Linked DNA regions of Homo sapiens: region 1 is linked to region 2. The links are chromatin contacts, found by Hi-C or POLR2A ChIA-PET in ENCODE. All regions are on one chromosome and are shown on one strand. Each heading gives the region's core, a stretch centred on a gene start or an enhancer-like site at or near the end of the contact. The rest is flanking DNA. Distances are from core to core; before and after follow the strand shown. Region 1 overlaps LOC100506446 (a long non-coding RNA gene). Region 2 overlaps LINC01599 (long intergenic non-protein coding RNA 1599).

What was found. A loop is a pair of places that touch in the nucleus more often than their neighbours do. ChIA-PET counts read pairs that join two places held with the same protein, here RNA polymerase II (POLR2A). Pooled maps may share reads with other maps.
Region 1: POLR2A ChIA-PET joins it to region 2 with 27 read pairs in activated naive CD4-positive, alpha-beta T cell. The contact joins two enhancer-like sites. A Hi-C loop is called at or near these places in 5 of 168 maps with a recorded cell type or tissue (A673, CD4-positive, alpha-beta memory T cell, OCI-LY7 and 2 more), 9 of 37 single-sample maps with no recorded cell type and 12 of 50 pooled maps. POLR2A ChIA-PET finds 5 or more read pairs at or near these places in 18 of 52 experiments (BJ, CD4-positive, alpha-beta T cell, CD4-positive, alpha-beta memory T cell and 14 more).

What each region holds. Positions count from the first base shown.
Region 1 is chr14:49,950,635-49,956,167 of GRCh38, reverse strand. All of the region lies in intron 2 of LOC100506446 (a long non-coding RNA gene), which reads left to right. Among named protein-coding and RNA genes, the nearest start is that of MIR6076, 13 kb to the left of the region's middle. Within about 2 kb of position 1,940, at least 6 of the 41 ENCODE cell types and tissues checked have a DNase peak (open chromatin) inside an H3K27ac peak, as active enhancers do; they include PC-9, where a contact is called at or near this core.
Region 2 is chr14:50,059,261-50,065,358 of GRCh38, reverse strand. The region is part of intron 2 of LINC01599 (long intergenic non-protein coding RNA 1599); the gene reads left to right. Among named protein-coding and RNA genes, the nearest start is that of LINC01599, 43 kb to the left of the region's middle. RefSeq lists enhancers at 35-394, 765-814, 3,050-3,119, 3,610-3,789, 3,990-4,279 and 1 more. Within about 2 kb of position 4,223, at least 35 of the 41 ENCODE cell types and tissues checked have a DNase peak (open chromatin) inside an H3K27ac peak, as active enhancers do; they include PC-9, where a contact is called at or near this core.

The DNA of each region.
Region 1 (5,533 bases), core at 691-3,190, 110 kb after region 2:
TTAAGTGAATGAATAAATGAATGAATGGAGGCCGGGGGCGGTGGCTCGTGCCTGTAATCCCAGCACTTTGAGAGGCCGAGGCAGGCAGATCACCTGAGGTCGGGAGATTGCGACCAGCCTGACCAACATGGAGAAACCCTGTCTCTACTAAAAATACAAAATTAGCTGGGTGTGGTGGTACATGCCTGTAATCCCAGCTACTCGGGATGCTGAGGCAGGAGAATCACTTGAACCCAGGAGGCAGAGGTTGCAGTGAGCTAAGATTGCACCATTGCACTCCAGCCTGGGCAGCAAGAGCGAAACTCCATCTCAAAAAAAAAAAAAAAAAAAAGAGACCAAAAACAAAACACACACACACACACACAAAAACCTGTGCTTTATTTACCTTTGTATCCTCAGCACCTGACAAACTGATATATGGTAGATACTCAATAAATATATAGTAAGTGAATGAATAAATGAATGAATGGAGACAGAGCGCAGTGGCTCACACCTGTAATCCCAGCACTTTGGGAGGCCGAGGCGGGCAGATCACCTGAGGTCAGGAGTTTGAGACCAGCCTGGCCAACATGGTAAAACTAAGAATACAAAAATACAAAAATTTGCACTACAGCCTAGGCGATAGAGCAAGACTCCGTCCCCCCACCCAAAAAAAGAAGGCTGCTAGGGGCATGCAGTTGGGGCAGGGTATTTGAAGGAGTGTGGATTGGAAAGAGAAGATACCTAAGGCTGTTAGGGGAGGGATAGGGGCTGTTGAAGCAACTATGGAGCCCAGGGAATATGAAGAGGGGCTCAAGTAAAACAGGAGCAGGAAATATATAAAGAATATTTACATGTTGTTTATAAGCTCCTAAGGGATAAGGTGGCATGATATACATTGCTGACTCCCTGCCTGAATTTCCCTTCCTTGGGAAAGCCCAGCTTCATCCCCATGAGGCCATGTGCTCTGGAAGGCCTCCCTGAGTCAAGCCTTGAGTGTATGGTGTTGATTCAATTCTGGCCAATGAGGCATGAAAAGAAATTTGCTGGGGCAGGGAGCATAGTTTGGGAGAAATTCTGTTGCTATCAAGAAGAGACAGGTAAGAGGAAACCTCTCCTTTCCCCTGGCTCAAAATCTTGCCATGATTTGATGCTGGGAAATGCCTTGGTCGTGAGAAGCCACACAGAAGGTTGCAGAGAGGAAAGATGGGCAATATCTGTGGGCTTGGGAGGTCCTCCATGATGTCCCTAAGCCCCTGAATTGGCCAATCCTGGAGCCAACCCACCTCTGGCCTTGTTAAATGGGATGATAAGGCCCTCTCTCATCTAAGCCCATTTGAGCCAGGGTTTCTGTGATTCAAAATCAACAATGGTTATGAGTTTGTGCAGACCCAACTCTCCCTTCCAACTGCCTCTTCTAGGGAGACATCAATTCTACCAGGATCTGGCCTCATATGTGTGGAATGAATTAGGCTTGTAAATTCCCAAAATGTGAATTCTTTGCTGCTTGGAATCAGCATTTATAATGAACAAAAAATTTTTAGCATATGCTTATTTTAAATATATCAGTGAAGTATTAGGCTCACATGCCAACAGAGATACCTCACCAAAGCATCTTGCTATCCAAGTCTATAGCAAGTGGATTCTATTTAAAGCAACAGCTGCAACATGGGACTGAGTAAGAAGCTAGATTGTGGATGATATTCTCTTTCATTTGTAACACAAATATTTGTTTTCAGTGGAGTAGAAGTTTCATATTAATTAGAGATGGAACTGCTGACTTGATTTCCAGAATGCAAACAAGAAATACTCCTCATTCCTGACTTGAAAAAGTTAGGGTGAGAAAAGAGGGAGTGACATTCATACCAGAGTAGCTTAGAAATGAGATCACATCTCTTATGAAACTTTAAGGAGGCTGGGCACGGTGGCTCATGCCTGTAATGCCAGCAGGCCAAGGCGGGTGGATCACTTGAGACCAAGAGTTGGAGACCAGCCTGGCCAACATGGCAAAACACCATCTCTACTAAAAATACAAAAATTAGCCGGGTGTGGTGGTGGGCACTTGTAATCCCAACTAATTGGGAGACTGAGGCAGAGAATCACTTGAACCTGGGAGGTGGAGGTTGCAGTGAGCCAAGATTGTGCCACTGCACTCCAGCCTGGATGACAGAGCAAGACTCCATCTCAAAAAAAAAAAAAAAAAAAAAAGAAAGAAAGAAACTTTAAGGAATCACAGATGATGGTGACACCAAATACAAATTCTACTAATCCTTGTCTTTGGCAGTGGATAGCCTTTCAGAACTTCTGTTTTATTTTTCCCCTCATTAATTTTAGCTGTTGTTGACAAGACTTTTAAAAAATTGCTTATTTTTTAAAAATTTTCCTTCCATCCTATGTAGTGACCCATCTCCCTTCTCCCATTTGAACAAGGAACAGGCTCTGTGCATCTTTGCCTCAAAGGAGGTTTGTAGCAAGGCAGAAAGCAAAAGCTGCCTGCAGGACATTTTCCTTCTTGAATTTTGTTTTCACAAGCTTAAGCTATTAATTAACTTATTAGGTAGTTATAGGGAATCCTGTAAGGGAACTATGAAGAAAGTGGGATGTTCATCAGGCTAACAGATTCCTGGAAACAAGGAGGGACAGAAATCTATAGATTCCTCAAGTATCTGGGACTAGAGTCCTCCCCACTAAGTGGACTAATCATGCCTTAGGGAGGTGATCAAATCTTCAAAGGCTTTGTTTTGTGGCACACCTAGGGAGACAGAGGTCTAGGGAACAGCCTTGCTAGAGATTCCCATGCTTCAAACACTGCAGGGGGAGAAACAGAGCTACTAGGTTTGAAGGGACCACACTGGCCAGGACAATGGATGTTTCAGCAGCCACCAATCCAGTCTGGTGACTGATGCCCAGAGGGCCTCCCCACATGCTGGCACTAGAGACACTGGGTTTCCAAACAACTTTTGGGGTGAGGAGGTTCTGGGGGAAGTCAAGTGTGCCTGGGAATATATTTCCTTCTTGCTAGGTAGGAAAAGGTAAAGTTGAAATTAAGTTGATTTAAATACATGAAGAAACTCACCATCTCTTGCCACCTAGGTTTGTGGCTTGGGCTTCATACCTACAAACATTGACTATTTGGAGTCCATACTCAGTGGAATTTCTCTCTACATCAAATTAGTTGGGTCCACTTGGGAAACATGCTGGAAACCCTAGACTCTAGATTGGTCTTAAAATCTCTAAGTACAGCTCCTTTCACATAGAGGGACATACCATGCTTGCTGCCAGACCATTCTAAGTAGACTCCAACTAGCAACACTGGAAACATCTCTTTAGATTTGAGGATAGGAACATCAGATGGCCCAATATAATTCTTGGTTGCAAGCAACAGAAACCAGCCCTGACTAATTTGATTTAAGCTGGAATGTATTAGAAGGATACTGAATAGTTCACAAGATGGATGGGAGGGCTAGAGAACAAGGATCAGGAAAATGGCTGGAAACCAAGAGAGAATGGGCACGGAGGAGCATGGCCCAGGTCATTCCACAGGACAGTCTGCCCCTGCCAGCACCTCACTGCTGCCCACAGATGACACTGCCACCACTAGCGTCCTCTGAACTATTTTTCACCCTCTGCTTCTTCCCTTGATATTCAAGGTCCAGAAAGGAGGCTCTGACTGGCTGAGCTTGAGTCCTGCACCATTCCCTGGAGGTCCCTGAATAGAGGGAGGGGGTTGGCCGTGAACACAATGTAGAATACTGTGTCACACCAAAACTGTGATTGGAAGAAGGGAAGCTGAACAAAAAATAAACACACTTAACAAATGTCCACCACATTCCCAACCACTTAAGGAGAAGAAAAAAGCGTTAAAGTCTTGAAAACTCCAGCTTTCAGTTAACTACCTTGTAAAGGTACTCACCTATTTCCCAGGATCAAGCCCTATAAAAGTTTTATGCAAGCTCATAATTTCACTCTCAAATGAATTTGTAACCCATGACCCTGATTCCTGCCCAGTACTTGGCCCTGCCCATTGGCCCTGGATTGCTTTCTCTGATTAGATTTCTATAGCAATTCCCCAGGCTCAGGGACCAAAAGACTTGCCAGGCACTTAAGTTTGAACAACCTTTTGCACTTCATCTCTCACTCTTACCTCCACCCTGAGGCACATGGGTGCTGTTGGCTCCCTGGTGAAGTTAAGAGGGAAGATAAACTTAAGGACCACAGATTTAGAAGGCTATTTTCATCTCCCCACTTATAGGCAGAACTACATTCTCAGAAAAACAGAAGTATGGCCTATTTTTTAAGCTCTTCAGAAGTGGGAAAATACTATTCTCGATACATCCAACAGAAAATAAGACACAAGCTGTGTTTGAAGATTCAGTAGAAAACAGAGAACACTTGATAAAAACAGGGGAAAAAAACATGTTCATAGACTGTCTCCAAATCTGCTCAAGTGTACAGGAGGAAGATACGTCCAAAGGATCATGACAATGGTGGGGACACATCACCCCACATCTGTGATTGCTCCTTGCTGCTTCTCCAGCTTTGGGTGATGAGTGTGGTGAACAGATACAGCCTGTGGCATAGGTCCAGGCAGGAAAGGGGTCTTCTCTTACATCTGGTAGCACTGGAGTAGGGGGAGCCTTGGGATCTGTGTCTCGCAAAAGCATCTCCTTTCTTCTGGAGGTTTTTCAGGATCCAGGAATGATAGAGGAGACAGATGCTCTGGAAAGGGAAATACTAGGTGAGATCTAAGGGCACATTCCAACCTGCCATTTGTGCAACAGGAAGTGACACAAAGTCTTAGAAAGTATTTATAAGCCATAAATGACCACTAAAAGCTGGTTAGCTAATTTTCTTTTAAAAGGAAAATGTTGGGGAATTTTAAGTAAAGGCAAAATCTTTCCAATGCTTCTTGTTTTAATTTTCCTTAACTTTTTCACTTAGCTTGATCTGTATTTAAGGGTCTCATGTTGTTAGTTCAGCCAAAGGAAGTGCAAAATCCTCCAGGCTGTACTACTGTTGGCCATCCCCAGCCTGTGTGTAACTGAACATGCCCATTAGCAGGATCTTGGGAGCCACAGTACCAGTGCCCTCAAAGTTGGCCAGTGGCCAGCAATAAACAGGTTCTGGCTGGTCATACCTGAGGTTTGGAAAGCTACTTTGTACCCAACCCTGAGGAGCGGTGTGGAGCCAGGACAAGAACAGGCAAGCTCCTGCAGAATTCTGTGCCCGTGTAGGGTGAGCCTGCTCCACATTATGCTCTGAAATGGGAAACCTGGGGCAAAGGTAAGACATCTCAAAGGAAAATAGAGCAAAATTTTAAATTCTGAGGGCTCCTCTGCACTGCAGAAGCCGACATCCCCTCCCATGTCCCCTCCCTCATGGCCAATCACTCTGCTAAGGTGTTTCTGCCTCATTTAGTGCAAGCATAATAAAATAGAAGAGGAAAGTGAAACTACACATATGTCTCTTTTTCCATCAGAGGTGAAGCTAAAGTATATAGCATTTATAAAGATTATATAAAATATAAATAGAGTATATAATATTTAAGTTCCTT
Region 2 (6,098 bases), core at 2,974-5,473:
ACTCTATGGCATATCAGGGCTTCTTTCTGAATGAATTTCTAGATTTACATCTCTTCGTGGCTGTGGTCATCATTAGTGCTGTTTACCAGATATTTCCAGTTCCCTTTCTACTGAGTAGATAGTAGATCCATTTGTCTTTGAGCCACTAAAATTAGGTGTGGCTATGTGGCTTGCTTTGCTGATGAAATGTGAACAGAAGTCATGGGTTTCGCTTTCAGGCAAAAGCCTGAAGAACCATCACATGCTCTCCCCGTGGTTCCTTTTTGGTGCTACGGTAGTGAGTAATAATCTAGAGGGTGGAGGCTGGCTAGCCTGTGTCTCTGGATGAGGATGAAGTGGAGTAGAGACCTTGCTGATCCATGAGGGACATGGAAGATGAGCAAGAAACGAGCCTTTGTGGGTTTAAGCCATGGAGATTTACAAAACCTTTTATTATTGAAAATTTCAAATATATATGTATATATACAATACAATATATATATGCATATATATAATATCAAACCTGTTGTACCCATTACTCAGCTTCAGCAATGATCAGTGCTCAAATATCAATGATCAATGTGTAAAGCCTCTGTGATTTGGAAATTTTTTGTTGCTACAGCACAACCCAGACAGACCCCACCGAAAATGAGAGGAAAGAATGTGGTTTTACAGAAACATGAGACGAGCGACAAGGAGCTAAAGAGAGTGGACACAAAATGCTTGAGATTTGATTTGTATGCTCTATTTTTAAAAATGTGTATGCTTTTAGTAATTCAGGAGAGCTGAACATCTGCTTGAATTAGTTGAAGTAAAAGATGCTTGTCTTAGTCCATTTGGGTTGCTAGGACAGGAATCCACAGACTGGATAGACATTTATTTCCCACAGTTCTGGAGGCTGGGAGGTCTGAGATCAAGGCGCTGGCAGATTTGGTGTCTGGTGAGGGCTGGATTTCTGGTTCATAGAGAGCGCCTTCTCCCAGAGTCCTCTTGTGGCAGAAGGGGTTTCTTTCATAAGGGCTTTAATCCCCTCCATTAAAGGGCTCTTCAGGGCTCTGTCCCCAAGACCGAATCACCTCCCAAAGCCCCACCTCCAAACACCGTCACCCTGGGGCCTAGGATTTCCACCTGTGAATTTTACCTAGCATTGCTGGACACTCAGAGTGGGCCTGCTTTGTGGACTCCTGTCCCTTCATCTCCACCTAAGGCCACCTCCTCCAGCTCACCCTCCAGCACTCCTGGTAGCTGGCACTTAGCTTCTCATGAGCTCTGCGATGTGTTTTCTGTGGAGAGAGATGGAAGCCCTGTGGCCTTGTGCAGGGACCTACCTCAGCTTTCTGGGCCCGGCTTTGCACATCTGGCCTCATGAAGGACGTGTAGCTGCTGCGGACTTCAGGGGCAGCTCCAGAGAGTTAGGCCTGCTGAACGGTTAAGTCCTGTTCTTTCCACAGAGCCAGTTTGATGTAGTGCATTTTAAGTCACACGGGGACCTTGAGGCACATGTTTTGTTATCCCTTAGGTATACTTGTTGCAATGATAGTAGTGTAGCAAAATATCCCAGCAAAACCTCCACTGGTGGCTGAGCCCACTGAGGACCTGTGTTTGCTGGGTTAACTTTCTCTCTGTGTAGTTCCTAAAGGACCGGAGTGTGTTGCCCAGCTACCCATGCTTTTCTGCTAGTCTACTGGACTGCCACGGAGCTGGCACTGCTACTGTTATTCTGATTTTGTAGTGTAGGTAATTGGGCAAGTCTCCCCTCTACTCTTCTTTGTAAAAGTTAATTATTTCTCCATTGAGTTTCTCAAAAAGAAATCCAGTTGGAATTTTGATTAGCATTGCATTAAATTTATAGGTTCATTGTTCATATAACTAGGTCTTTATAAATGTCATCCAAAGTAAGTCATCTTACATGAGGTCATCCTACCCAAAATGTGGAATGTACTCTATTTATTCAGATCATTTTATGTTTCCTTATTAGAATTTAAGACATGTTTTTAGAAGTTTTGGGTATTCTTGGCTATTACCTAGATATATTTTGTAATTCTTGCTGCTATTGTAAATGGTATCTTTTTAATAATATTTTTCAGCAGTTATTGTGGGTGGACAGAGATGTTGTTGATTTTTGCAGGTAGATTTTGTGTCTGGTGAACTTGCTGAACCTTCTGAGTTCTAATTGGTTTGAATCTGTTTTTTCTTTTTCTTTTTTTGAGACAGGGTCTCTGTCACCTAGGCTGGATGCAGTGGCACGATTTTGGTTCACTGCAACCTCTGCCTCCTGGGCTCAGTTGATCCTCCCACTCAGCCTTTGGAGTAGCTGGGACCACAGACATGTGCCATGATGCCTGGCTAATTTTTTGTAGAGGTAGGGTTTTGCCATGTTGCCCAGGCTGGTCTTGAACTCCTGAGTTCAAAGCAATCTGCCCATATCAGCTTCCCACAGTGCTGGGATTACAGGCATGAGCCACTGCACTGGGCCTGAATCTGTTTTTTCTAAATTGACAGGTTACTTTGTTTTTTTACTGCTACAGTAAGAAGCACCCTCCCCCAACCCCAGTTAATCTCTGTGATAGGTGGGGGTGGGGCTTAGGGGAAGGGTGACTCACTAGACAGGAGTTGAAAATGCCTGGGTTTTTGTGACACTAACATCTGTGTCCTCCATAGATGGAGCTCACATCACGGAGCTCATGAGAAGCTGAGTGCCAGCTACCACACACACATTCAGACATTTGCTGTCGGGCCACGGGCCATGCTGATGGAGAAAAGGTAGCCTAAATTCTCTGGTAACGGGGGTGAGAGAGAGAGAGAGAGATGTGGCGATGAAAATAAAGAATAAGGAAAGGAATAGCGACTTCAGGGGACTTTGCCTGGGTTGGGGCTCAGGCCGGGGCCTGGGAAGTATGAGAGACAGAGGGTGATAAAAGGGCATCAGGTGTTAGAGAGCAGCTGGACCAGAAGACCCACCATCCGGCAGCAACACCCAAAGACCTTTGGTCACATAATGTGGGGACGGGGAGGGAGGAGCTCTGGCACTGGAGATAGCCTTGGGCACCTGGCAATGCCCTCCCGCCCCTTCCCCGCTGACTAGTTCACAGAGGCCTTGCCCCATGCCACTGCACTGCCTTGACACTGACACACAGCACTGCCGGCCCAGGGACTTCTCAGGGTCCAAACCTCCTACATTCCCAGGGCTCCCAGAAATCAGAGCTGAACCCACAAGGCACACAGAGCTGGGCCTCTGAGCTGGCTCCCAAAAAGAAGTGTGTTGAGGGAAACATTCTCAGCAACATTGAGAATGTTTTCACTGGACCACTGTTTACCTTGTTTAACGAGAAGCTGTCACTAAGCATTAAGGTTTCTTTGATTTGGAGACTTCTCTGCACACCAGAGAACCAGTGGCATAGGGTTGCCTCCTGCTCTGCACAGTGTCTTCCGGGGCTGCTGGTGGCAGGATGTGGCGGCCTGGTTCAACAGCTGTGATTAGTGACCCTGATTGTAGCCGCTAGCTGAGTGATTGTAAAATCAGGAAGTGAGGAGGGTTTTGTGTTCCCTCCTGGCCCCTCCTGCAAGGAACTCTGGATGGAAAGGTGAACTTGCTAAGTGCAGTTGTGCTTTGCTGACATCTGCTCCCGTTTTTGCCCCTTCACTGCTTTTAATGAATTCTGGGTTCAGGCACCCTGAGCCCTGAACGTATGGAATCTGTCCTGGGAGAATCTGTTTGTTTTATAGAGGTGGTGATGAGCAGAGGCATCCAGGCAGGTCTATTCATGTGGGAAAGCAGAGAGTTGCCCTGGATCCTACTTAAGGCCAGACCCTTCAGGTCTCCAGAGGGGACAGGCCTGGCACTGTCTGTAAGCAACTCTCGAAGAAGCCAGACTTTTCCTGTAAATGTATAACCAAAAAAAAAAAAAAAAAAAAAAAAAAGACTATTTTGGAGCAAAGAAGCCAGAAAAAGGGCTAATGGGGGATGAGAGCGTAAGCCTGGCCCAGTGACCCAAATCCTGAGTTTGTGGAGGTGTTTACAGGGGCTGAACGGCCAGGCCCAGGCTGGCCCCAGGGAACCCCCAAAGGCCATGAGTGAGGCCTGCGTTTTGGGGTATGCTCCTTGTTTCCTGTGCCGGCCTGTCTCCACATGCTGGGTGGTTGTGAAACAACGGCTTGCAGTGACTCAGCTTTATAAATAGGACATTTACAGTGAAAATTACAGGAAATTCCCAGAGTCTCCTGCGGGGGCTTATTTTAGGTGTGTGGCTTACACAAGTGAAACCCCAGCCACCCTCTTCCAGCCTCTTCTCCCTGCAGCATCCTTGGGTATCTGATTTGAGGCAATTGCTTCTGTTCTGTGACAGGAAACCACCCCAGGAGGTCTGAGAGAAATGAGGAAAGGAGGCGTCCATCTCCAGCCCCATTCAGACACGCTCCTGGGAGAGAACAGCTCACATTTGGCTCACGCTTCTCATATGCCGAGCGCTCTGCTGTGTTACCTCAGTGACTTTCACTGACTCCCAAGGAAGTGATGGGGATGGGGAAACTGGAATTCAAACCCATTTCCAACTCCCTCCGGATCTCGAGAGATTAACCACAGACACAACTTTTCCTGAACACAGAACAAGAAGGCAAAAGGAAGCAGAGGTCCCTGTTTTCAGGAGAGGACAGGAGAAAGGTGCCAGTACCCTGGCCTTTGGTTATATTTCCCTTTCCCTCTTCAGTAACACATTTCTTGGCAGGACATCTTTTCTGGAAAACCAGACTTGAGCTTGGAGTGGCTCAACAGCCCTTGCTGTAGCTAGGTTTGATGGAGAAGCTGAGAGAGCTGCCTGCACCCGGGTAGGAGGCTCTGTCATGGAGGGGCTCAGGCCATTGCAGGTTTAGGGCCTAAATGTTGTGCAAATATTTGCCCAACAACTCCCAGTGTGCCTTGGAACAAGCAGCAGGAGCGGCCCTGGCTGAGTCCCTGAAGAGAAACGTGGATGTGATGACTTTGAATGGCTCCCAGCTTCTACTTCCTCATAATTTGCCAGGATCTCTGTCGCCAACGAGCCTGGTTACAAGGAGAGGGGGCTCCGTGCTAGCCTGCTAGGCATGATGGAATCTTCCGCATTCTCCAGATGAAGCCCGCACACCCATGCCTTCATCAAGCAGCAGGCACTGCCAATGCGTTTTTGAGCTACAGATTTGTATTCCCAGCAATCTGTGAGATTCTCCCCCTAGATCCTCGCAAAGCTTCTGAATTTATCGAGTTCAAAACAGAACACCCAAACTGGCTTGTCTTGTATTCTCTTTCAGTTAAGGCTGCCTTCCCTAGTCCCCCTAGTTAGAAACCATTGGCTCATCCTTAACCCTCTGCTGCTCTGCCCTCTCCCTCCCGAGTCTGATTGATTCTCCCTCCTAGCTCTCCCCTCAGTGCCTGGAGTGCATGGGTCTGACCCAATGGGTGGTTGGCAGGGGTAGGAGTGGGAGTTGGGAGGAGCACATGACCCAAGCTGAGCTCATTAGATCCCAGGGTTTTTCTAGCTGCAGCAGGCTCTTTTCTCTCTAGATGCTTGCTGGAAGGCTGGGAATCCAGAGGGGCCTGTGGCCATGCATCTGCAGCCTGGCAAAGCCTGCCTGCAGCAGCGAGGGGACATGCTGCAGGGAGAAGCCATGATGAGTGGTGGAGAGAGACTTCCTGAGGGGACAGAGCTCCCAGTACAGCTGTCCCCAAACCAGGTCCACCCCCTGCCCCCATCCATCCTTCACAGGCCACCAGGATTCTTTTCCATGTTCTCCAACTTTTTGTTTTAAAAAAATCCAACTACAAAGAAGTTGACAGAATAATTCAGTGAATACCTACATACCCTTCACCTAGATTCACCAGTTATTAGCATTTAGTGACAGTTATGTTCTCTTTTTCCCTATATATTCATGTATGTGTGTTTTTTCTGAACCATTTGAAAATAAGTTGCTGATGCCATGACACTTCTCCCCTACATATTTCTGCATGTATTGCCTAAGAATGCGAACATTTTCCCCACAGTCACAATACCGTGATCACATTCAAGAAATTTAACAGGGCTGGGCGCTGTGGCTCATGCCTATAATCCCAGCACTTTGGGAGGCCAAGGCAGGTGGATCACGAGGTC